Linked DNA regions of Mus musculus: all the other regions are linked to region 2. Evidence: chromatin loops called from intact Hi-C (ENCODE). Cell type or tissue: heart. All regions are shown on one strand.

What was found. A loop is a pair of places that touch in the nucleus more often than their neighbours do. Peaks named below come from ENCODE experiments on the same cell type or tissue, not always from the same donor. Only the 100,000 strongest peaks of a DNase experiment are listed, where the experiment ranks them.
Region 1: it touches region 2 in a loop (3-fold over the local background); 17 of 42 quality-filtered maps call a loop at or near these places.
Region 3: it touches region 2 in a loop (2.7-fold over the local background); 8 of 42 quality-filtered maps call a loop at or near these places.
Region 4: it touches region 2 in a loop (6-fold over the local background); 13 of 42 quality-filtered maps call a loop at or near these places.
Region 5: it touches region 2 in a loop (5-fold over the local background); 29 of 42 quality-filtered maps call a loop at or near these places.
Region 6: a loop joins it to region 2, with 2.6 times the contacts of the local background. A loop is called at or near these places in 19 of 42 quality-filtered maps.

Annotation. Positions count from the first base shown.
Region 1 is chr4:45,407,895-45,411,894 of GRCm38, reverse strand. It overlaps Slc25a51 (solute carrier family 25, member 51), which reads left to right and starts at 3,129. Exons shown (of 3, transcript NM_001009949.3): 1 at 3,129-3,200. Gm46852 (a long non-coding RNA gene) reads right to left here and starts at 2,505. Exons shown (of 3, transcript XR_001784277.2): 1 at 2,418-2,505. In heart, a CTCF peak has its summit at 2,359; DNase peaks (open chromatin) are centred at 2,384, 3,004 and 3,794; H3K4me3 peaks cover 1,827 bases; H3K27ac peaks cover 1,664 bases.
Region 2 is chr4:45,525,703-45,529,702 of GRCm38, reverse strand. It overlaps Shb (src homology 2 domain-containing transforming protein B), which reads left to right. Exons shown (of 6, transcript NM_001033306.1): 1 at 1-141. Among named protein-coding and RNA genes, the nearest start is that of Shb, 3.1 kb to the left of the region's middle. In heart, a CTCF peak has its summit at 1,636 (motif pointing right); DNase peaks (open chromatin) are centred at 312, 422, 1,102, 1,912 and 1 weaker place; H3K4me3 peaks cover 2,547 bases; H3K27ac peaks cover 2,085 bases.
Region 3 is chr4:45,451,090-45,455,089 of GRCm38, reverse strand. All of the region lies in intron 3 of Shb (src homology 2 domain-containing transforming protein B), which reads left to right. Among named protein-coding and RNA genes, the nearest start is that of Gm46852, 44 kb to the right of the region's middle. In heart, no CTCF peak of the experiment used is centred here; DNase peaks (open chromatin) are centred at 1,523 and 2,349; H3K27ac peaks cover 1,526 bases.
Region 4 is chr4:45,470,825-45,474,824 of GRCm38, reverse strand. All of the region lies in intron 2 of Shb (src homology 2 domain-containing transforming protein B), which reads left to right. Among named protein-coding and RNA genes, the nearest start is that of Shb, 58 kb to the left of the region's middle. In heart, no CTCF peak of the experiment used is centred here; DNase peaks (open chromatin) are centred at 494, 1,564, 1,914 and 2,514; H3K4me3 peaks cover 495 bases; H3K27ac peaks cover 3,924 bases.
Region 5 is chr4:45,416,172-45,420,171 of GRCm38, reverse strand. The region is part of intron 2 of Gm46852 (a long non-coding RNA gene); the gene reads right to left. Among named protein-coding and RNA genes, the nearest start is that of Gm46852, 8.8 kb to the right of the region's middle. In heart, CTCF peaks have their summits at 110 (motif pointing left) and 1,681; DNase peaks (open chromatin) are centred at 1,404 and 1,771; H3K27ac peaks cover 951 bases.
Region 6 is chr4:45,433,840-45,437,839 of GRCm38, reverse strand. The region is part of intron 5 of Shb (src homology 2 domain-containing transforming protein B); the gene reads left to right. Among named protein-coding and RNA genes, the nearest start is that of Gm46852, 26 kb to the right of the region's middle. In heart, a CTCF peak has its summit at 1,672; a DNase peak (open chromatin) is centred at 1,659; H3K27ac peaks cover 2,193 bases.

The DNA.
Region 1 (4,000 bases), 120 kb after region 2:
AACAGCATTTTATTCTGCTTTATTTTGTCAATCCTCTTCTTCTTCCTCCTTCTCCTTCTCTTCCTCTTCCTCCTCTTCCTCCTCCTTCTCTTTGAGACAGGGTTTTCCTGTATAGCCCTGGCAGAGTCCTGGAACGTGAACTTACTTACAGAGATCTGCCTGCCTCTGCCTCCCAAGTGCTAAGGGAGTGTGCCACCACCTCCAGCTTATTGGCAAACACCTATGCTTCCTTTGGAGCCAAACTTTTAAGCTGAAGAGCCAAGAATGAGTCAGAACGTTCTGTTCTTGGGATTTGTTTGTGGGAAAGAGACACCTTTTTTGGGCAACCGTAACATTCTGACCTCTCTGTGTCTGGGAAGAGGCAGCAAGAGGAGTCACTTTTGCCCAAGGTGACCAGGGAAAGCCTTAGGTGGAAGAGGCAATAGGACCTTGCCAGGCTACCATGTTGGGTGAAACTTTGATGGTGACAAGGACAAGGTTTATAGAACACAAGGATTTGCAAAACATGAGCAGTCGCCCAGGACTGCATTTCAGAAGGTTAGCTAGGGAGAAGGTCACAGCAAGGCAGAGGAGCCCGACCGTGGACTGTCCTGTGTGCCAAGTTAAGAAATGGGTTGCCTGGGAAGGTCCCAAAGCTGAGCAATGACACAAACACACCTGGGTTAGAGGACGCTGTCCGAGGCCCCTGTGGAGGTAGAACAGTTTTAGGATACCAACAAAAGATAGACGGATAATGAATGGGGCTGGATATGGAAAGCTATCCTGATGATGAATTCTAGATTTAAAAACAGGTGGCTTTCATCTTTACAGATCTTCAAGAACAGTGAGTAAAGTCCCTGGAAGCTTCTGAGAAGAAGCTAGAGGCCTGCACTGTGGCCTGCAGCATGACAGGACCGCACTGGCTCCATCCAGACACGAGTGTTCTGGTGAGGAGGGAGGGACACTCTTCTGCGTCGGTTACATCCCTAACTGTATGTTTAATTCCAATCTTTCCCTTTATGTCCCCCCCCTACACACACACAGGAGAATAACCTTTCCATTCTAATCTGAAATTAATTATTTATGCTTATGAACACACTGGATACCTGCCTGGTTTCTTTGCTTTTTGAATAATACATTTGAATAGAAATTCACAGAAGCCAAGGCAAACATAATTTTGAGGTAAATGCCCTTTCCCCAATTGTTGCCTGGTTGTTCTAAACCATGAGATCCAAAAACCTGTCCCTTGTGCTTATGACAGGGGAGGGAGGTTTGCACTAACAGGCCCACTATCTGGCATTTACTGTCTTATTCCCTCCCACTGTTGAGGTGACTTCCTTCTCTGGCCCATATTCCATCAGATCACCCTGAGGCCCAGTTCAAACACCTCTTACCCCATGAATCTGTCCCTGGTTCCTTATTGTGGGGCACTGGGCTCTGCACAGACAGGCTGGTCTCCAGTCGAGCTGAGGTCTGAACCCCGGTGGTCATAGGATAGGGAAACTCTGGCGGGGTGTGGGCCTTTTTTCCCTTTTCCCACTTCCCCCGGGCCCCGTTTTTTTGTTCCCACACCTTCTCAAGGGGAAAGCCTCTCATACTTCTGCTTTTGTAGGCTTTGGGTCCATCAGACTCTGACCTCCCTTGGAGGTACCTGCTGCACAGCTGGCACCTCCTCAGGGAGCCATGACTGTACGTGTGGCAGAGGACACTAGCAGTGTGGCCCAACCCAAAATCAGGAACTTATTTTAAGACTTGAGGGTTGGGTGCTGGAGAGGTTGCTTGGTCACTCAGTTAAGAACATACACTGTGCCGGGCCGTTGGTGGCGCACACCTTTAATCTCAGCACTCGGGAGGCAGAGGCAGGTGGATTTCTGAGTTCGAGGCCAGCCTGGTCTACAGAGTGAGTTCCAGGACAGCCAGGGCTATACAGAGAAACTCTGTCTCGAAAATAACCAAACCAAACAAACAAACAAACAAAAAAAGGGGCTGGGGACTTAGCTCAGTGGTAGAGCGCTTGCCTAGCAAGCACAAGGCCCTGGGTTCGGTCCTCAGCTCTGGAAAAAAAAAGAAAAAGAAAAAGAAAAAGAAAAAGAAAAGAACATATACTCTTCTTGAGTCTGGCACCCACATGGGACAGTTCACAGCCTTTAATAATTCCAGGATCAAGAAATCTGAAGCCCTATTCTGGCCTCTCTGGGTACTTATACACATGTGCTAACAGTAGAATAAATCTATTTTCTTTTAAAAAAGAAATGTTTTGTAATTTTTTTTCCTCTTAGGAACTCATTGACTGGATCTCTAGGCAAACTTCCTTAAAGGAGGCTTTGAAATACCAAGATTGACACTCCCGTTTGCTGACGCTAGAAGGCGTGGCCTAGGAGGCGTGGTTTCCGACAGCTTCAGAAACCTGTAAACACTAAGCAGGCTGGGTCACCCACCTGGAACGGTGTGTAATGGTGAGATAATCCCAGTCCTAAGAGGCAAGCTGGTCGCACATTCAGGAGTCTGCTGAAGAGCCTGCCCACGAAGGCTGACTTTGTCCTTTCTGTCCACTGACATTTATCGCCTGTGGTTCTGCAAATCAGAACCATTGTTCAAATGTCACAACATGGAGGAACCCACTCATGGAAGAGACGAATAACTTGCCAAAAGTCACTCAAGGGATGTCACGGCTATAATTCTGACCCGGCTCTCCTAACTCACAGCAGGGTTCTCCTTCCAAGACTCCACAAACTGTGTGTGCATCTAAGGAAAAAGAGGCTAGCTGTATGACCTCATGTACAACTCAGGTGTCCTGTGAAGTGCGGTGACAAAGAGCTCTCCACCAAGCTTTGAGATCGCCTCATCAGAAGCTTTCGCGCCTCCACGCACGCGCTATCTACAGCCCTGGATCTCAACAGACTACACGCTAAATGACGCGCTTGCTGTTTTGTGGAACAACGAGGCCACCGTATAACTTCAGCTTAAGTCAGGGGGGCGGGGAGACTAGCGGCACCCCCACAGCCTGGCAAAAGGTGCGACAAGAGTCAGTACCGGACCGGACGCAGTACAAGGCAGCTATAGCGCTACCCAGACCCTGAGCGAGGCAGGGCCCTGGTCACGTGGCTCGACGACGTCCCGCCCCGCCCCGCCCCGCCCCTGCCTGGGTCGGACCAGTCTGCGCCTGCGCGGGCGCGGGCTCGCTCGCCAGCCGTCCTGCGGGCTTGCGCCCCGGGCCGTGGGTGAGTCCTGGGTGGGGTGCGGTGGGGAGCGGAGGCCGCTGTGCTGCCCTAGCTTCGGGCCAGAGAGAAGGGAGGCTTGAAGCAGGGTCGCGGGCTGCCGAGCTCCAGGTCCTGCGCTCTCCACGCGTCCGGGTCCCGGCAGCTGCGGCCCGGCTCCGGCCGAGGGCCCTGTGGTGCTGCGGCGCGCTCCGGCAGGGAGGCGCCCACAGCTCGGGAGATGCAGGCCCCGGGGGATCGCGGTGGCCCGTGGTTCCCTTTGTCTGCCACCCGCGGGATCGCGGCGGCCCGTGGTATCCGGTGGTGCTGGCCATTCCGCCCAGCGCCTCTCCGTCCTCCCCGAGTGGGCAGATGGAAGCCTGGAGAATGCTCGTTCCGAGGCACCATGTTTCATCACGCAGGAAAGAGTCTAAGGCGGGCGGGTGGGTGGGCGGGCGTCAATTGTTCCCTTCTGTGCGGATTGTTGTAGCTAGCTTAGGTAGAGGATGGCAGCGCCTCGGCCATGTTTACGACTTTTAGCTTAACCTTTGTCTTGGCCCCTACAGGCTGCCCAGCTGGTCCTAGTGCCCACCTTCTGGTTGTCAGTTTTTACCTGTTGTCTATTGAGCAGAATGAATTGTGTGTGGAGTTACCGTACCAAAATGGATCTCCGGCGCCTTTGCTTTGAAAGGATTTGAAGACTCGGATCCAGGGCACATGAGAAACCAGAGTCGTCACCCTTAGCGTTTCTTAGGGCGACATGACACTTCTGACAAGAATTGACTCTAGTCTCCTTTGTCAGATAGAAGCTAAGATAATGGGTT
Region 2 (4,000 bases):
GTGGAGAGCGCGAGCGCTGCGGGGGACCCTCCGGGAGGCGTGTGCTCTGGCGGCCGTACCTGGAGCCCGACGACCTGCGGAGGCAAAAAACTGCTCAACAAGTGCTCCGCCGAGGAGACCGGAGCTGGTCAGAAAGATAAGGTAAGCTCCAAAGCTATTGGTGCGCTTGGGGAACTGAGGCACTGCCACGTTTCCCATCCCTTGCATCAACTTTGCTCTGGCATCCTGGGGTCTAGGCTACAGCGCTCATTTTGCCAGATGGTGATTAGACTCCGACTCTTTGGTTCCTGCTCCCCAAACGCACCCTTGCGGATCCCAGAGCCAGAGCGAGAGCACCCCGTCTAACTACCCAGAAGACAGACCCAGCCAGCCCTTCCGGCTCCCCCAGTAAAGTTAGCAGCGGCTGGCCTAAAAGAGCATTTACTCTCGTTTACCCCGGGGTCCCTGTAGTGGTCCCCCTCCCAGATGCAGATGGGAATTGAGGTCTAGAATGGGAAAGGGAATCTCCGGGTCGTAGATTTCCTTATTGGCTGTCCCAGAATATCTGTATGTGTGTAAATGCTTCTAAACGTCCCACTCTGCGTGCCAGGTTTCCGAAGCCAAGCGGCCTTTTGTACTAGAGCGATATTGGGAACCCCCATGCAGGCTTTTCCGGTGTTAAGGTTCGTCCTCCCAGAGAATTTACCCATCTGGCCTTTCCCACCCGCTCTCCCCAGCTCCGCAGGCAGTCTGCTAAAAAGAGACCCTTCTCTGCCCACTTCATTCTCTTTCCTGATTCCATCCCTGTAGTACCGTCTCGGGAATGAGAAGCCTTTGTGGCAATCCCCTGCCGAATCTATCAGGCCATCTTGTTCCCTGCTTCATAACAAGGGAGTTAATTACAGGCAGGCCCCTCTACTCTTCCTTCCCTTCACACTCCTGAGTTAACCTCCCTTCCCCCATAAAATACTTGTTCTGCCCACTTCTCGCTGAGGCAGTGTTTTGATTAAATCTGAGGCCCAGTGAGAGATCTTCACGGCAGGGTTGCTTGGCTGGCCGGCCCCTGCTTTGCCTGCGTTCTTCCCCACACTCTCCTTGCAAGCTCAAACTTTTGCCTGGACTGATAGAGATTGGCTAGCCTAGCAGGGAGACATTTCCTACCTGTCAGCGGGTGCTTGGCAAGGCTTCTTTTTGCTTTATGGGAGAGGTGAGGAAGGATATGCCCTCCTGAAAAAGTTGCCTGTCTGGTCTCCCTGGGGTCATCCTGCATTGTCTGCCCAGGATGGATGGTATGAGCAGCCTGAAGGAGCCTATGTCCCCAGGAACGGTGTGGGCACACACCTTGGAAACGCATACTCTTTGTGCTTCCCAAGTATCCAAGATGCCACACTGAGAACAGAGAGCTGGAAGCCCTGGTGACTCATACAGTCACCAAGGGTACAAGAGGAGAGATGTCCCTGAGAAGAGCTGAGCTATTGGGCTTGTGGTTGATGTTTTCTGGAAGTCAAGCTTCCTGCAGCTTCATATGTGGTGGGCTCACTGGGTGAGCTTTGAGCTTTTCCATATGAAAGTGAGGAGAGAGCTTTCCAGAGAGGTTTGCAGCCCACCTCACCTGACTCAGCATCCCTAGTTGCCCAAGACCACTGCCCCCCAGGGGGCAGACTTTCCTTGTTTACTGCTTGTGGTTCAGCCTGCTCTCAGAAATCTTTGTGTGGCTTTCAAATTTGTTGTAAACATTTTTCCCCCCAATTAGAGTTAAGACTTACAGATGCATAGTAATCATACTTTGTAGCTGGAATGTCAAGTGTGCCTAAGACTTGGCTACATTGTCACAATATTTCCCATGGGTCTTTGCTCTCCTCTTCCAGGTGCTGGAAGGGGGATCCTGAGCAGGGTATGTCTGTGTTGAGTGCTGTGACAGAGGGCACCCTGTGATGGGGCCTGGTGTTAAATGGGGTTTCCATTGTTGACCTGGAGCCAGGAGTGATCAGGGGATGGCTGGAGAAGTGTCTGGTGCTTAGAGAACTGCAGGTATGAAGTCTTATGTGGTTGGAACGGAGAGGTTAGAGTTGGACAGGACCGGAGAGGGGCTGCAGGGCCTGGGCCAAGGAAGGTAAACTGAGTTGAATGGTGGTAAGAGATACAGTTTTAAAGAAACACTCTCTCAGGGATGGTTTTCCTTTCTCATGTTGAAGCTTTGATCTTTTAAAAGTGGTCTCTTCTGGGAGACAAGGGAGGATGTTACCAGATGTTCCTTCTGTCATGAGAAAGAGAGGCAGCAAGGGAGTGGTTGCAAGACAGAGTGTCCTGGAAGGCTGGCTGGCTTGGAAGGCTGGCTTGGACACTGCTTTATTTACTTTCTAGATAAGACTAAAACAATGCTGACCCTAGTCACTAGGTAGCCAAAGATGGGCTTCAGTCCCCCTTTCCCTTCCTCCCTCTTCCTTCCTTCCTTCCTTCCTTCCTTCCTTCCTTCCTTCCTTCCTTCCTGTTTTTAGAAACAGGGTTTTTTTTGTGTGTGTGTAGCCCTGGATGTTCTGGAACTCATTTTGTAGACCAGGTTGGCCTCTGCCTCCGGAGAGCTGGGATAAAAGGCATGTGTCACCACTTCTCAGTGGGGATTACAGGTATGAACCACATCTAGTTTTGTGCAGTTCTGGAGATTGAACCCAGGGCTTTGTAATGCTAAGTAAGCAATTCTACCAAAGGACCTCCATCCTCACCCCTCCTCTGCAACTTCTTAAAGCCCTACACACATTTGTTTTTATAGACTTTTTGACAGCTTTCTACATAGATGCAAATGTATCTTGATCACGCCCACTCTTTGCTCCCCACTCCCTCTCTACCCCCCCCCCACACACACACACTTGCTGTTCCTACCTTAATCTCCTTTTTAAAAAAAAATCACCTACTGAGTCAAATTAGTGCTGCCTGTATGGGCATGGGCAAAGTACCAGCTGCACCCCCCACTGCAACCCCTGCTCCCCCAAGCTTCCCTAAGAGCTGCCAGTAGCTCCCCAGCGACCTCCGACCCATGCTGGAATGGTTATTGACTGGCTTGATCTTGTACGGGTCTTGTGTGGGTGACCATAGTTGCCTTGAGTCCGTGAGTGCGATGGCTGTCCATGGTTAGACCACAATGCTTCACGGCATCTCTCCCATCCTCTGTCTCTCACATTCTTACTGTTCCAACTCTAAGGCTCGTGGGAGCCTTGAGAATTAGCCTTTTGATAAGTGTCTGGGTGATTGCTCTTTCTCGTCTTGGGTCCCACTTTGGCAACCCTGTTGCCATGATGGCTCTTCTCCACCTAATTCCCCAGTCTTCTGGCCAGGACCACTTTGGATACAGGCTGCAGGTGCCCATCGCCAGCTCAGTATGTGGCCAGTACCTCCCCATCTGGCAGTCAGATGGCAATCTGGTTTTCACATTATTTCTAGCAGACAGCATTTGGGAGGCCAGACCTACTGTGATCCAGCTCTGAACATCCCTAAACCTGTCTTCAGGCCCTACCTATAGCTTTAGGAAAATCCCACTTAGCCTGGGGCAGCCTAGCCTCCTGATGTTGCCTTTTGAGAATTGGCTGGCACCGGCACCGGTGTCAGCTTTAATCCCAGACCCAAAATGAGAGTTCGTGTGGCATGCAGTGTTGCTGCTGGCTTGTGCAGCCATCTTCCAGTGCTGTTCAAACATGATTCAGCTTTGGGGTCCCATTCCTGCCCTGCACACTTGAACCCTTTCCTCTTTTGCACGAGTAAGTTATCCATCTCTTTTCCTAGGTTAGTGAGTCCTGGGGCACATCACCTGGCCACATCCCACTCCTCCACTGCAACATCTCCAATGGGATGTTTTTTTCCCTTACAGTCATTCTTGAAAAAGAGTCTTTTCCCTGTTCCGAATTCCCCCCTAACATAACTTAGTCTCCATCTTTGTGCTCAGAGATGACATGTGAGCAAGTGGAGTGGGGGAGGGGGTGGAGGTTAAGGGTGCAGTAATCTTTGGTCTGAGCTTCTGCAGGAAGTT
Region 3 (4,000 bases), 75 kb after region 2:
AAGTTGGTCTGCCTTTGAAAGTTCAGGCCAGTGTATCTTATCTGTTGCTTGCCAGCTCATCAGCTTAGACCTCAGGCAGGTTGCTCACCTCCCCGAGCCTCAGTTTTCCCATCCGAAAAGTGGTGATTTTTCTTAAGTCTTGTAGCGTGGGCTTCTTGAAAAGTCCAGTGAAAACCAATGGATTTTCATGCAGAGATCTCTGGATGAAAAGACAGTGTGGGCCCTAAAGGGCTGTGCCTGTGAGGTTTATTACTGGAGTTCTGGAAGGGCTTGCCAAATTAAATAAAGTTTAATTTAATATAAAAAACAGCACTGCATGAAGAGGCGCTTCGGAGCCCTGGAGGCCTCGTTTACAAAGCTCGTTCCTGATGATGCCTGGCAGTGGGAAACAGGGACAGAAGGTCTGGAAAGCAGCTCTGCTGTCCCTGTCCCCGTCCCCTCTGTTACCCAGCCTTCACTCCTGCGCATGCCACCTGAGGCTCAGGCCAGCAGTCTGAGTGAAAGCGGCCTCTGCCTCTCCCTGTGTTAGAAGCGATCTGTTTGGTCTTCCTAACTTGAGCTGCAAATAAGCCACCGAAGAAGGTGTTACCATACCAGGCAGCCACCTGAGTCCTGACTGTGTGTGTGTCAAGGTGTGAGAAGTCACAGCTCTCTAGAGGACTCCACGTGGAGAACCTCCAGTTACTCACTCATGACATCCTGTGCATCAGGTGAGGGGATGAGGGAGCCAGGGAGGGTGTCACAGCTCATCTCGGGTGACACCAGTGTTAGCCCTTCCAGAAAACCTCCCCTAACACAACGGTCCCCTCTCGGCCTCCTGGATTGGGCTGAGCCTCCTGTCATATTCTGTGGGTAGTCTGTTCCAGAACAGCCAGGTGCACCGTTGTCATGGTAATCTCATGGGGTGCTGGTGCTGTGCCCCGTGGGTAGCCCCTCTGGAGTTTTGACTCCTCTACATTATCAAGGGCCTTTGAAAGGACAAAGGGAAAGTGATGTCTTGTGTGTGTGTGGCTGCTTCCTAACAGGTGAGAGTCATCCGAGGCAGCTCAGTTGGCTGAGTTATTTAAAAGAACCCCAGTATGGTAAGAGGGGAAGAAGGAATGGACAGGAAGCCAGCTTTTATTGAGCAGTGGTTACGAACCTGGTTTGAATTAACCCTGTCAAGCCCTGCCGTGTGGGTGTTGTTTCACTGTGGTAACATAAATGAACGTACTGAAACTCAGACAGTCAGCAGCTCACCTGCAGTCCCATAGCAGTGAACTTGGGCCCATCTGAATGAACAGTATCTTCACCACCCACCACCGTTGCATTGGCCTCATTTGAACCTGGTACAGGGTAGCTTGGGAGATCCCTGAGGTGGAAGCAATTGCTCCATTTGCTCTTTGGCCTTAGCATTGGTCTGGTCATTGCCCCCACAGCTGCAGATACCTTGAAGTTAGTACCCTGGTGCTGTGTGCTCTGGGCATGGCTCACACTTCCTGCTCCTTGTGCCTCCTTGGGGACCCAGAGTCTGCAGAGGGTCCCACAGGGAGTCTCAAACCTGGCCACAGCGCTCTCCACACTCCAGCCCTGTGCTGCCTCACAACAGGCTCTCTAGAGTTCCAGAATGCCTCCTGTCTCCTTCATGGCCTCCCAGAATGCCTTGGGCCTGTGAGGAAATTAACAATTGTGTTTGTAGGGGAAGCTCTTTGCTGTGTAATGAGTAACAGCCGTAATTAATGTTTAACATGCAGGTCTACCAAAGGAAGTGTGGGGGCAGGGTTAGAGCTGTAGGGACCTCTCTCTCCTTTGGCTAGATATTATTGAGGGACAGGTTTCTCTGGTTGGTTTTTCTGTCTGACATATTAATGAGTTCATTTATTAGTCTTAAGAAACCGAAAGCACCAGCTCCATTACGTGCTGTTAGAAGGGTCTCTGCAAACGTCTTCTTTTCCTGTGTGGAATTCAGTGAGTGGCTTTGCCCTTCGGCTCGGCAGGTCAGAGATCTCCATGGGGATGGAGACTGTAAGCCGCATGAGGTCAAAGCTCCGCCTGCCCTGTGCACAGATGGGGCCTTACCCAGCTTCAAGCCTGGTGCCCAGTGAGTGCTGGGAAGTTTGTAGTTACTGAGTCAGGCCTGGCCACACAAGTCCCACCCACGCTCTCTTCCAGGCTAGGCTCTGCCAGTGGCCGTGTGGCAGCAGGTACTTGGTGCTCACATCTGTCCTCTTGTGTGTTGGACATCTGTCTCCTGGCCACATGAGGCCAAAGGAGTCCTCAGTGGGAGGTTACTTTCGTGTGGCCAGTGGCCAGACCTCCTCCCTTCCTGCCTATGTCTGAATTCCCTCTAAGAAACTGAAAGTGTGTCCTTCCTGTCTGTGGAGGAAGCCACTGCCCTGAGCCTTGTGAGAGCTGTGTTTGTGGCCAGCACTGGCTTGTCTCTCCCTTCCTCATTGTCTGCAGTGGGCAGTGCATGGACACACACAGTGGGCGGGCGCTTCCTCCAGTGCAGAGCCTGCTCTTAGGACCAGCAGATGGAGGAGTAATCACTTTCTCCAGGCTCTGGGAGGCTCGTGGGTGTCTGCAGGTGAAAAGGTTACAGATCACAGAGGGCCTCAGCCTTGAGCGATTCCCAGTAACAGGTGACAGGTGAGCCCCTGGAAGGAATCAGGTGCTGGGGCCATGGGTCTGGATTCAAAGCTGCCGTTTGCTGACAGTGACATATTGTCTGTGTCTTCTCACCTGCAGGTTGAGGGTGGCACTAGGCACTAAATGGTAGGTGGTGGCTGTTGTTACTGCTGTGGGCTCTGATATCTGTTGCCCTGTAAGGAGATGTGTGCCGACCTTGACTACGCCTGAGGAGACCCTGGTTCTAGCGCCATAGTTCTCAGCTAGGGAATAAGCTGTGGTGGAAAAGATGGCCACTCTCAGGTGTGGAACCCTCGGTGCTCCATAGGTCTTCTGCGGTCAGCACTCAGCTCTGCTGTCCGTGTTTTCTCTGGGGACACAGTCACAGATGAAAGGACAGAGGTGAGCACTGCCATCCTGTATTCACCGTCCCAGGCTAGGCAGAGCCATGTAATTGGTGTTCTGGAACCATTGAGGCTCAAGGCCTGCCTCTGAGCCTTTCAGAGTCACCAGCCCCCACTCTTCTTGTCTTCACACATCCTGTGAGGCAGCAGAAGTACCCCAGAGGCCTCTTCTTGATCCTGCAATTGCAAACCTGTGTGAGGCTATTTCCTAAGAGTCTTGCAAAAGAAGGGCTGAGGGGCGCACTGGAGAGTAGAGGGTCCTTTGCTCTGTGGGGCTCCGTCTTGGCATCTGTGGGGTGTGGGTTCTCAGAGTCAGTGGCTTAGTGTATATGCAGGTTTGGAACACTGCAGCTGAGGGTGTGCCACCGCAGAAGGGAAGTTTTAGTCACGCACACGTGCTAACTACCTTGGGGTAGGTAGTCCACCCCACCTCCAAAACCAGTGTACAGTCTCCCCTCCTCAACATGCTGACACCCACCTGGCTCTCGGTGGCATCTGGCATTGTATGCAGAGCCCTGCATGAAAGGTGCCTGCACAGGTTGGCATCCGGCATTGTATTCAGAGCCCTGCATGAAAGGTGCCTGCACAGGTTGGCTCACCTTCTGTCTCTCTCAGAGTAGTAGGACATCAGTGAACAAGCCACAGACAGACCCATAACTGTCGCAGCCCCTCCTGTGCATCCCATACTGTTTCCTGAGAAGGCTGGTCCTAACTCCTGGTTTATCACTGAGGGGCTGAAGGGATCTGTGGCAGCTTAGAGTCCCCTGTCCCTGCACACTGCCTCCTCCTCACCTCATTGCCTCTGCTAGTGGCTGCTCGATCCTGTGCCGGACAACAAATAAGCAGAGGCTGCAGGCTGGCCAGAAAGAAGAAGCAGGATTGCCAGGGCAGTGCCCACTCCGCCTGGGAAACCTAGGTTTGAGGAGGCTCAAGGCTACTCATGGCAGCCTGCAACATTAGCTGAGCCAAGTTCTACAGCCATACAGACC
Region 4 (4,000 bases), 55 kb after region 2:
AAGGTCATGGTGGTGGGTGGGAGCAGATGCTGACCGTGACTTAGAGCCAGTCCATCAGTGACCACCCTGAGGTTGTCACTCTGAGCCTGTCCAGTGTTCAAGGGCTGGGGAAGCCAGCCCGTGGCCTGGAGATAAGGGCTTTAGATCCACATACAAGGGTTACTGACTTAACGTTTATTTTCAGCCAGCTGCCACTTTATGTAAGTACTGCCCTCCAGTTACATAGGCCCATGTAGTCTGATCATGGATTCTGCGTGCTTTGAGGCTTGGAAAGTGGGACCCTCTATGTATGAATCGGGCAAGCTTCAAGACCAGTATCCACAGGAACTGAGTTTCCCCCATGAACAGGCTTCAGCAGGAGCCCAGCTGAGCCTACAAAATGCAGAAGGTTTCACTTGGGGTGTCAAGGGAAGCTCAGTCCCCTGGGAGCTCAAAAGTTCACTCAAGCCCCGTGGACAGGTAGACCTCAGCTGCAGCAGGTGGCTGCCCGCCTTGCTCCCACCTGTGTCCCCTAACTAGCGTAGGGCACACAACATGGCAGCTTGGACACTTTTCAAAGCTACCATTTGAGGTTGTCTGACTTGTCTAGGGTCTCCAAGCAGCAGGAGGGTAGGGTGTTTTAAACAGCAGGCACTTCCTGCTGAACCTGGAAGAGGAATTGGTTGCAAATTAAAGCCCCCTGGAACCAGAGTGGTTTGACCTATTAGGTGGAACTGTTGGATGGGAACCAACTGAATGTTGAAAGGCATCTGTCTGAGATGAAGATTTGGGTCTTGGAATGATCTGTCCCACTCTGTTCTTCTGGAAGGTAGAGTGGAGCACACTCAAGGACCCCTGGTGGCAGTGACCCCTGTGGGGTGTGTAGGATTGGCACAGCACTGGCCAGTTCAGTCAGCCTGTAATGTGAGCCCCTCGCAGGGGTTTGTGAAGTTTCTAAATGCCTTCCCCCCTTTTTCTTGGCGTCCCGGCTGCTCATGTGATGCTTTCTTTTATTAATGTATTTGACATTGTCTGTGATAAAAGCAGACTAGGCAAGAGCCTACCCCAGTGGAGGAAGGGTAGTAGGAGACTCCCCAGAAAGATCTCGGAGGCTCTGTCAGTCCTCAAAGCTTGGCACAGGATGTCTAGCAGGTGCCTAGCCAGCTCTGACAGGGCTGGAGGTGAGCTCTGGAAAAGCAGAGGTGCTGCTTAGTCAGGGGCAGGGGGCAGATGGTTGAGCTGTTCGGTCTGGTGGCAGTAGACATCCATGAGAAAAGGCACTCTGCACCCAGGAATTTAAAAGTTGTTGGTGACAGAGGTGGGGGTAGGGGTGGGGGCGGTTTCCCTCACCTCTTTGTCTCTGCATCAGGAGGAAGATAAGCCAGAGTCTTTGGTCATGTGGCCTGTGGTCATGGTGCCTCCTTGTCAGGGGGACGTGAGTGAAATCTGAAGTGAGCCTGAGGTGGCAGCTGTACCGTGACAGCTGCCGCCCTTCCCTCGGGCTCCGGCCAGCCCCATCCTCCCCCAGGGCCGGGTGAGGAAGCTGGTCTGGCAGCAGCACTCAGCTGTCATAGCACATCAGTGGTTGTAGTTCCCAGCTCAGGGAACCATGCCAAGCGCCAGCAGATGATGTACTTAACGAAGCACTGAGGGAGGGAGGCTTGGCTCTAGACAGCGGGTTTGAGAGGCAATGCCGAGGTGCTCCTTTCTCCTGGGCTCGCTTTGGGGCTGCTTTGGGGCAGAACTGTCAAACTTTTGAACCTGGGGAACCAGATTGTGTCTTCCCAAAACAGAATTGCCTTTTGGGGGGAGGCAGATATGGAATAAAGCGAGTTGTGGGGTTGAAGTTGACTTTATCAAAAAAGCTCTGTCCAATATAAAATAGCATGCATTCTCATGTGGACCAAGCCAAAGGACTGTGTGAGTCATGTGTACCAGCTGTCAGTTAGGAACAAGGCTGTGGGACTCTGCCCGTGTGTGTCCATCCCTCCCTAATGTGGAACATCTGCACGGGGCTTTACGGTTTACAAGCCTCTTTTATATCCTTTGTCTGGTTTTATTTTATAACAGCCCCATGAAGTCGATATTAATTTTCTCCCCACTCCACAACTGAGCCTACAGGACTCCGCTGGGGCAGGCCCCTCGAGTCAGGAGCTGGTAGATTGCAGAGCCAGGGGTTGAATCCAGATCCAGAGCGTACCCACGGATATGTATGCCTCCATAGTCCATCACTGAAAAAACGTAGTTGTTTGATTTGTACTTGAATCTGCTCTGTCATGCAAGGTTGGAGGCTGGGTGAGGTGGAGCAGAGTGCTTGCTTAGCAAACACAGGCCTTCCTTGGGTTAGATCCCCACAGCAGTGCATACCCAATCAGGACGCAGGGGCAGAAGAGACTAATGCCTCCGTGCCTCTTGCACCTTATTTCTTACTCACTGAGGCCTGCTGATGTCATCCACTTGTAAGCTACAGGAAGCCCAGAAAGGTTAGAGGGCTTGCCAAGGTCACCAGCTAGAAGTGAACTGGCCAAGAGGTCACTCCACGTGCCCAGTGTGCCTTCTGCTTGCTTGTGTTGTCGTGTTGCTGCAGTCACATGTAAACACAGACATAAAGAGAACAGTTTATAAGAGGATCATTCAGTGTCCGAGTGAGCCACAAGGCTAGCAGGCCTAAGTTTGGTCACTCTGAAGATAAGGAAGTTGCCAGAGGGGACGGGGCTGTGTGCAGTCTGCTGTAGAGCTGGCCAGGCTCCTGCCCTCCAGCTTCGTCCTTCAGCCCATCCTCCACCCACTAGTTCTCAGCCTCAGACAGGCCTTCATGCTGTGAGGTTCCTGTAAGTTTAGGGGTCTGAACTGAGAGTTGACCCCAGTCCTCTGTCATCAGGAAGCTGAGTACTGTGCTCCCTTTTGCTAGCATGACTTCCACCTCAGGCTCACAGCTCAAATGCCTTGTTTCTCAAAGTTGAGTCCACATCCAGCCACCCAGTTATTTTTAGGTGGGAACTTCCTATTCTGTGTTCTATCCCAATCCGCCCCCTCCTCAAGCTGAGCGTATGTTTTCTGTCTGGCAATGGTGTTGGTGTTGCCTTATTTTTAGCATAGCTTGTTTTTCTTCCTGACTTTCCTTTTCTTTTGATTTAGCGTGCGTGATCACACACACACACATACACACACACTCTCAAATAGGCATCTCTCCCCACCCCACCCTTCTTATTCACTAGGTTACCCGACGGACGAGGCAGTGGCTTCAGAAAATCTTGAGCACTGTGTCGCGCATACTCCTCGGGCTTCTACCTCAGTCCCTTCACCGTCCCTCACCCTGTCTCCGGGGGTGGTCTGTAACACTCACACTGATGTACATACCTGATTAGAAATGCATACAGTGGCTGCTGGAGGGCCTAGAGAGTGTGAGCCTGTGTGTGCATGTGTGCATTGACGAGGCTTCAGGGCCCTAATTCTATCTACGGTTTCCATAACATTTGATTCTGGCATATGCTGTCATCCCTGCACTGGGGATGCTGAGGCATAGAGTGTTGTATAAAGTAAAATACCCTGTGTTGCTGTAATAAAATGCCCTGGTCAAAAAACAACTTTGGGTAGAAAATGTTTATTTTAGCCTAACTTATAGGTTATAGTCAGTCCTGAGCAAACCAGGCAACAGGCACTTAAAACAGCTAATTGTATTATATTTACAATAAAGAACAGAGAAAAGTGAACACATGCGTGCTTGTTGGCTTGCCCTCCTGCATTTGCTCAGTAATTTCTCCACACTCACATTGCAGGAAACCCTGCCTAAGGAATGGTGCCACCAACAGTGGGCTGGGATTTCCCACGTCAATTAACTTACTTAAAACAGTTCCCTATGCACAAACCCAGTGTGGACGATCCCTCACTGAAACTCTCTTTCTTCCAGGCTTTTCTCTGTTATGTCAAGGTGACAGGTAAAGAGAAGCATCATGTCGGCCAGCCTGGACTACAACGTATAGTACAGGGGCAGGGAGATGGCTTGGTCTTTAAAATGCCT
Region 5 (4,000 bases), 110 kb after region 2:
CTGAGCTATGCCATCCCTCAAAGGGACAGTTTCAGGAGAGAAGGACCCTAGCTCCCTCTAGATGAGGCAGCTGGGTCCCTTATGTGCTTCTTAAATGGAAAAAAATGGACTCAGCTGACATCCATTGAGTGCTCTCTGGTGGATATTGAGGTGAGTGAACCCCACCTCTGGACTTGGGGGGTTTCCTGGGTGGGAAAAATAAACAAGAAATAACTGGACACAGTACAGGTCATAGCAGGGGTGTGGAGGCAGGGACACATGGGTGACTGGGTCTGTTTACAACAGTCAGGGCATGGTGGGCCCTGGAGAAGAAGCAAGAGTTCACAAGGGACTTTAGAGGGGTGTGGCTGTTCCAGGTAGAGGTATCAGGTGTGAGAACCAACAGGAGACTTGGACAGGGCACTGCAGTGCTGTTTCCTGGTCTCTTGGGGCTTTGTTGGAAGTAAATTACCAGGCCATGACAAAAGGAAGGGCCATTTCCTCCATGGAAGGTTGATATTATGAAGTGCTAGGGATGCTGGTGTGTGTGTGTGTGTGTGTGTGTGTGTGTGTATGTGTGTGTGTGTGTGTGTGTGTGTGTGTGTGCCCGCGCGCGTGCACACAGGCACAGGAGCCTGCATTGCTGGGATGGAACCCAGGGCTTTGAGCATGCTAGACAAGTGGTCTGCTGCTGAGCCACTCCATCGGTTGCCCTGACACTATGGTCATGCTAGCATCATTCTGCAGCCTAGAATCTTTCTGAAGCAATAAAGCCCCTCCATCACATACAGAGCAGCACTGAGGGCCCTAGTGTGACAGGGGCCCTCACCTCCCGGGGGAGAACCCACCTGCTTTTCCTACTCAAGGGTGTAACCTTGCCTCCTCCCAAAACAGACCTCCCTAGGACTCATTCTCCCTCCGCACAATGGTAGGCCCCAGGCATGCACGCATGCGCACACAGAGGAAATGCTGGTCTGGAAAGGGCAAATCCTAGCACAAGGACCTAGAGACAGAAAATGTTCTTGGGCTTAGCCAAGACCCAAGTGCTACTGATGTGCAACCAGATGTCCTAAGAGGAAGGAAAGTACTTCACCTCACTACCTCACTGTTCTTATCTGGAGGAGTTTTTGTTTGTTTGTGTTTGTATGTGTATGTGTACATATTTGTGTGTGTTACAGCCTCTGGGGGAGTTGTTTGTATGTATGTGTATACATAGATATACAAACAAATTGTGTGTGTGTGTGTGTGTGTGTGTGTGTGTGTAACAAACATGGAGCATAAAACAGATGCAGATCTGTGGGTGGGGCCAGCTGAGGAGGGAAAGGCACGTCTTCCTCACAGAAGCAATGGGTGGAGGGAGCTAGAGGACCAGAGAGACAGAGGCTTGCCAAAGCCTCAGGGCAAGTGGATCCTCTAGGATCCTTGTGCCAGGAGCTTAGAGAATCGCTTTGGCCATTGCCATTCTCGGACGCTGGGGTGGGACTGACGGAGTCATCTGAGTTTGTGAGCTGTTTTGTTGGTGGTGGTGGCGGCTGGTTGGTTGGTTTGGATTTTTTTCCCCTCACTGTCTCCCTCTTGAGTGGGAACCCCTCAGGCTTGCCATCCCCCCTCCATCCCCCCCCCCTCCCATTCCTCTGCTTTGGAGGACAGTTTCCAAAGAAGGCTAACCGGGTGGCCATTACCAGCATGGCTCTGGTGCCCTCGTGTGCCTTTTGTCTGCATTACAGTCAAGCCTCAGAAAAAGCAAAATGGAGGTAAAACTAAACCCCTGGGAGGAAGAGATGGGGGGGGGGGGGGCGAACAGATGAGTGAGTGGCTGCCAGGGTGAAGAGGTGGGTGACGGGTGATCTAGCTGGAGAGACAGGAAGAGGATCTGAAGTGGCTCTTACAGGAGGGAGGTCGGCAGGCAACCCAGGTACAGGAATTCCTGAGTGGAGCTGAGATACTGCCTGCCTCTCACTGCAGCTCCCAGTCCTTAGTGCACCCTCACAAAGCTGTGAAGATTCACTAGTTGAGGAAAAAAGCAGGACTGAGGGGGTACAGCAGGGGTAAGGGGGAGGGCAGGGGAAGTGGGAGGATGGGGGGAGAGCAGGTCTGAGTGGGGAGAGCAGGGGTGAGGGAGAGGATCAGGGGAGAGTGCAAGACTGAGGTGGGAGAGCAGGGCTGAGGGGAAACAGGTCTGTCTGAGGGAGCAGGGTTGAGGTGGGGAAAGCAGGGCTGAGGGAGCAGGGTTGAGATGGGGAGAGCAGGGCTGAGGGGGAGGATCAGGGGGGAGGAGGATCGGGATGGGGGAGAGCAGGGCTGAGGGGAAACAGGGCTGAGGAGGAAGAGCAGGGTTGAGTTGGGGAGAGCAAGGCTGAGGGGAAACAGGGCTGAGGGGGAAGAGCAGGGTTGAGTTGGGGAGAGCAAGGCCGAGGGGAAACAGGGCTGGTGGGAGAGAGCAAGCAGCCTGAGAAACAGCTCAGCTCATAGCATCCTCGTGTGGCACTTCCCCCAAGTTCTCAATCTTCTGATTATAAAACTCAAATGTTCTCAACAAACTACATTCGTATTTCAGAAAAATGTAAAGAAGACAACAATTACTGTCAGTGATGCAGTTTCCTGTCCTGAAGAAGCGCCCCTGTCTTCCAGGCACAAGTATAGTAGTTTTACTTGAAGCAAAATGGAGCCCTTCTGCACTTGTGGCTTTGTCTTAGGATTTACTGCCGTGAACAGACACCATGACCAAGTCAACTCTTACAAGGACAACATTTAATTGGGGCTAGCTTACAGGTTCAGAGGTTCAGTCCATTATCAAGGTGTGAGCATGGCAGCATCCAGGCAGGCATGGTGCAGGAAGGGCTGAGATTTCTACATCTTCATCTGAAGGCTGCTTAGTGGGGGACTGACTTCCAGGCAGCTAGGATGAGGGTCTGAAGCCCATGCCCACAGTGACACACCTACTCCAACAAGACCATACCTCCTAAGAGTGGCACTCCCTGGGCCAAGTGTATACAAACCACCACAGGCTTCATCCCTTCACTTTCCACTTAAGAGGGCCCTGTCCTTTTTCTTTCTGTTATTAAATCCCTGAAGGCACAGGCTTTTTTTCCCATCGGCTTGTGATAAACTGTTTTAATTTATTTAACTTATATTGAAGTTTTTATATAGCCAGCCCTGTGAGGAAATATCTTCATTCAGAAATTTTCTGCTTGGTTTTTTGTTTTGTTTTGTTTTTCTGGTTTTGGTTGGTTGTGTTGTGTTGTTGTTGTTGTTCCAAGAGAAGTGTACAGAGGGCATTATGGGTGAGAGAGTGGACCCATCTACAGAAGGGCATTATGGTGAGAGAGTGGACCCATCTGCAGGTGCCTCTGTCCTCCTGGGAAGCAGTTGGCTTTCCACTGAATATTTGAAAACGCCCCTAAACAAAAGCTTCCTGGTTACATCTGAAGCTGAAGACCTTTTCCTTAAAAACTCAGGTTTGCTTACAAAGTGAGACAACAGGCTTAGCAGTTCCCGCCCAACAGAGAACTAAAGTTCCAGCGGGTGCTGAGTGGGAGAGGCCTGGGCTTAGGTTGTGGGGGTGACTAATTGTCCCCAGCTAAGGCATTGGTAGCATACAGTGCTCAGTACAGGAAGGTACTAGGTGAACCAGATCCATCCCTTTGGCTGCCGCCGGCTGGCTCCGTGTGCCTTTGCATTTGACTTCCATCTGGCAGTAGCTCCTCTGCCCAGTGGCAGTGTGAGCCGGGGCTGGGAGACCTGGAGACACTCAGAAGAGCTGTGCCCTCATGGGTACAGAAGCAGAGGAGGGAAGAGAAGAGCCTTGATTCTCGGGGGGGGGAGAGGGAGGGGGGACACAGCACCCCTAGCTCACACTCTGCCTCTGCAGCTATGTGAGCCAGTCAGAGATTCCACAGGGTTATCAGGAGTGTTACACACGCAGGGATGTCCTCATCAGCCAGGTCATGGCAGCCATGTAACCTCAATGGCTAGAAGGTCTACAAGACACAGAGACTTTCAAAACTATGAGTGTGGGGAC
Region 6 (4,000 bases), 92 kb after region 2:
CCTGTCCTTTCAGGACCGCTAAAGGAAAAGATAATGTTCTGCTCAGTGTGCTGTGTGTTCTCTCCCTCTGGAAGGTTAAAGGAAGCAGGTAATTAAGAAGTGCAGCTTTAGGCAAAGGGACCCTAGCGCTCTTCTATGGGGGGTTGGGGGAGAATGCTGAGTCTGAAGTGTGCAGCTGTCCTCCAGAATGGAAGGATGCGGGAAATGTGCCTGCCAAGCCAGCAGACATTTGCCTGCCACTGCCCTCCACCTGCAGCCAGCCACCTTCCAGACCCCAGAGCCTGTACATCAACAATTGGGTCGTGTGGTAGGTAGAAAAGGTGCAGGCTGGTTCAGAGCAGTGGTTTCACATCCTGCACTACCCTTGGGTAGATGGACGTAGCAGTCCTGGCTTTCCCTTTGGGAGGGGATTCAGACAGACCTCAGGTTGCATTCCCCAGCAAAGCAGGTGGGACGTGTCCAGCTGAATAGCTCTGGATTACTGAAACCCCACCATGAGGTGGGACAAGGGGAACACTAGAAAGGGGGTGGGCACCTAAAGTGTAGCTCTCCCTCTGTGACAGTGCCACCAGAAAGCTTTCATTCTTGCAGCTAGCAGAGGTCATGTGACGCCACAGCTGCGAGTGAAGCTCAGATTTTAATGCATCCTGACATTCTTTCTGCCCTGTGGGGTCCATCTGAGCAGAAGACCCCCCTTCCTTACCAGGACTGCTCCAGATGTTCCTGGCAGGACCCAGGTCAGGCATCCTCTGGCAGCTTTTCCAGGCAGTTGTAACATGTCAAAGCCTGAAAACATAAAGGGTCTGGGACCTAAGGTGGGGCCTGAAAACAGGGCTCCTCTGTCCGGCTCTTAACCCATGGCTGGCTTAGGATGGGGTGGGGGTAGGGTTCTGCTTCCTCCTCTGAGTCCAGTCTCAGCACCATCAGGGAAATGCAACCCTCCTTCCCCCTTTACAGTGGGGGAAGCCAAGCTTAGCTAGGAACCTGCTCTGCTAGGCTGTGTAACCAGGGGCAGGCGAAGCATTCTGCCTGACCCCAATCTCTGTTCTACACACACACACACACACACACACACACACACACACACACACACAGTTATTCACTTCAACTAAATGTGGAGGTGTGTCTTGGAAACTGGCGGTGTCTGGTAGCAGACAGAGGCTCAAGGAAGCTCACAGGGGTGGAGTGCCTGCATAGCTCTTCTGCCGGTGGATATATGCTAGGTCAGGAGGGAGGCAGCTGTACCAACTCAGGGAAGGACAAGGACAGGTGGTGGATGGGTGACAAACAGGGGAAGGAAGGGTAAAGTTGAGGGCTGTGGCCAAGTTTCTGAGCAGCTAGGGGATCAGGTACAGTTGGCTTTGAAAATGCTCCCCACACACATACAGACACACGGCTCCCCACTTCCCTCCAGTTATGCAGACCCCGAGGCGGTGTGTGCTATGCCGATTCTGCCTCGAACTGCCCGTCCGTCCGTCCGTCCGTCCGTCCATCCGTCCGTCCGCAAGATTTGTGCTAGGAGGTGATGGTTGTCTCCTCCCAGCCTGCTCCATCCTCCCTTTGTTCCTCCCAAGTCCTCTCCAGCATCTGACCCACCCTGATTACATTTCCAGCAGGCTTTTAATTATCTCCTATCAGCCTGCTTCATCTGCCTGTGTGGCTCAGCCACCAGGGGAGGCATTCCAACTGCCCATTCGTCACCAGGAAGATTCCATGTCCTGGACACTTCCCTTTGGAGGCTGGCTGATCTCTCCAAACCAGAACATTTCTTTCTAATCACCCTCATACCAGTTTGTTAACATAATGTATTTAATGAAATTTTGCCAGAGCCATCCAGGAAATGGTTGTTCAGGGCCTTCAGGGACATCCCCTGGGATGTTATAGGGCGAGAAGCCATGAGGACAGCTGCAGAATGTTGCCTGCATGAGAAAGAGGAGCCTTGGAGCCAGAAGATCAGGCATCCCACCTTTGCATAAGGGCATGGGAACTTTATGGAATTGTGCTCATCTGTGACGTGGAGATGCTGCAGAGATGCAGGGGGTCACGCAGCCTGGGTGCTGGCTTCAGCCAGGGGTGTATAGGGGAGTTAGACCGTGTAAACAGTTCAGAGCTCCCACAACAAATCCCATCAGCCATAATTGAAGCTTCTAGTGGAGCCCAGAGCCACCGTTGCATACAGTAAGACCCCAGGTTATAGACAGGGTTTAACTGTTCCCTAGGCCCCTGTCAGCTGGAGCAGAGTCAGGAGGTGACAGAGACTCTGCCAGCAGCCTGTCATCGTCTTGTCCCACCTCCATAGTCTGCAAGGTTATGACCCTTCTGAGCCTCACCAGCACTGTGTTTCCTTCTCTTGTTTTCCTCATAAACGCTCTTGGTATTTGAGGCAGAATTATAAAAATCATGCAGCAGGTTTTATAGCCCTTTGCTGCCATAGCTCAAAGCTGTAAAAGCTCCATTTGGCTTTGGCTGTGAGGGAGGTGGGGGTCCCAGGCATGCATGCACATCCTGGCACTTCCCCTCAAACCTGCTCATGTCCAGGTAGCCCCTCCCCCTAGCAGCCAGACCTCCCGCCACACCTGCAACCCTGAGAAGGCCCTTGCCACTTTTAATCAGGCTTGGGCTTTCCCCCGTTTATCTCTAAGATTACTTCACCCAGGAGGACTGTAGGACTGAGTTGGGTTTGGCAAAGCTGACTTATTAACAATGCTTTAAATAAAGTATCTTTTTCCCCCACCCCTTTTGAAAGTTTTCCTTTTGAAAATCCACATGTGGCTGATGGCCTCCAAGTGTGGGGTTCATGCCACGTTCTTAGCCCAGATGCAAACAAGCAGACAGAAGAGAAGGATTCTGGTGGGGTGTTAGGGGACTTCCTCCAGGTGATGGCATGTGGACAGGGCCTTATGGGATATACAGAGTTTGTGTTAGCCTTCCTGTCACTGTGACCACAGTGTCAGAAAGAAACAACTGTAGGGACAGATGGCTATTTTGTCTCTGTGGTTTCAGTCCCCGGCAGAGAGCAGAGCCGCTCATGTGTGATGGCGGGGAAGTGTGGAGTGGGGGTGACCCAGGTGCTCACATCATTGAGGGTTAGGAAACAGAGCCAGGTAGAACCAAGGTGGGTGCAGTCTTCAAAGACTGACTCCCAGTGACCCCCCCTCTCCAGCTCAGCCCCCTCCCCCAAACACACAAGGTTTTCATAGCATCCCAACACAGCTGGGGAACAAGTGTTCAAAACACGCGCCTGTGGGAGAGACAAATTTCAGACTGAAACCATAACAGATTTGAAAGGAAAAAAACAGGAAAGTTGGCGTTCCTGCCCAGTGGGAGCAGTTCCCTGGGTCACCCCCACTTTGGCTTTCAAGATCAGCGGCTCAGGAGGGTCGGGGTTATTCATCTGTAGCCGTGCCGGCCGCCGGCACTCATAACCCTGCATCCTTTGCACAATCACCACATCTCGGCTGGCCAAAAAGCAAGCAGTGTACCAGACATAACCTTCCATGAGGGGACGCGCCCACCGTGTACCTTGGAGTCTTGTGCAGTACCTGGTCACTGGTGTTGGGAACCAACTTGAAAAGGCTGTGTCCTCCGAGGGAGGTGGAATGGTGCCAGCGACCGTGATTACAAGCTGGATGGTGCATGAGTTCTGACTGGCACTCAGGCCTAGACTGTGATGTGGGCCTCTAGTGTGTTCTGTCCCCACAGAGCAGCATGCCCCTTCTGAGTTCCCATTTTTCAGCCTGTGGAGGTAATCTTTTCTGTCCTGAATGGTTCCAAATCCAAAACACCCTCCAGGGTTGACTCTTTGTGGGAATGGCAGTTCTAACAGGCAGCCAGTCAGTTCTGATAGTGAGCAACTGAAACTAATTACTTGCAGCCATGGGTGGGGGGGGGGAACACCATAATTAATGTGGCCAAACCCTGGCCAAATAATAAAATGGAGGCTTTGTTGTGTATCAAGGCAGAAATCAATTCCATTAGGGAGCAGAGAGCTAGAGATTTA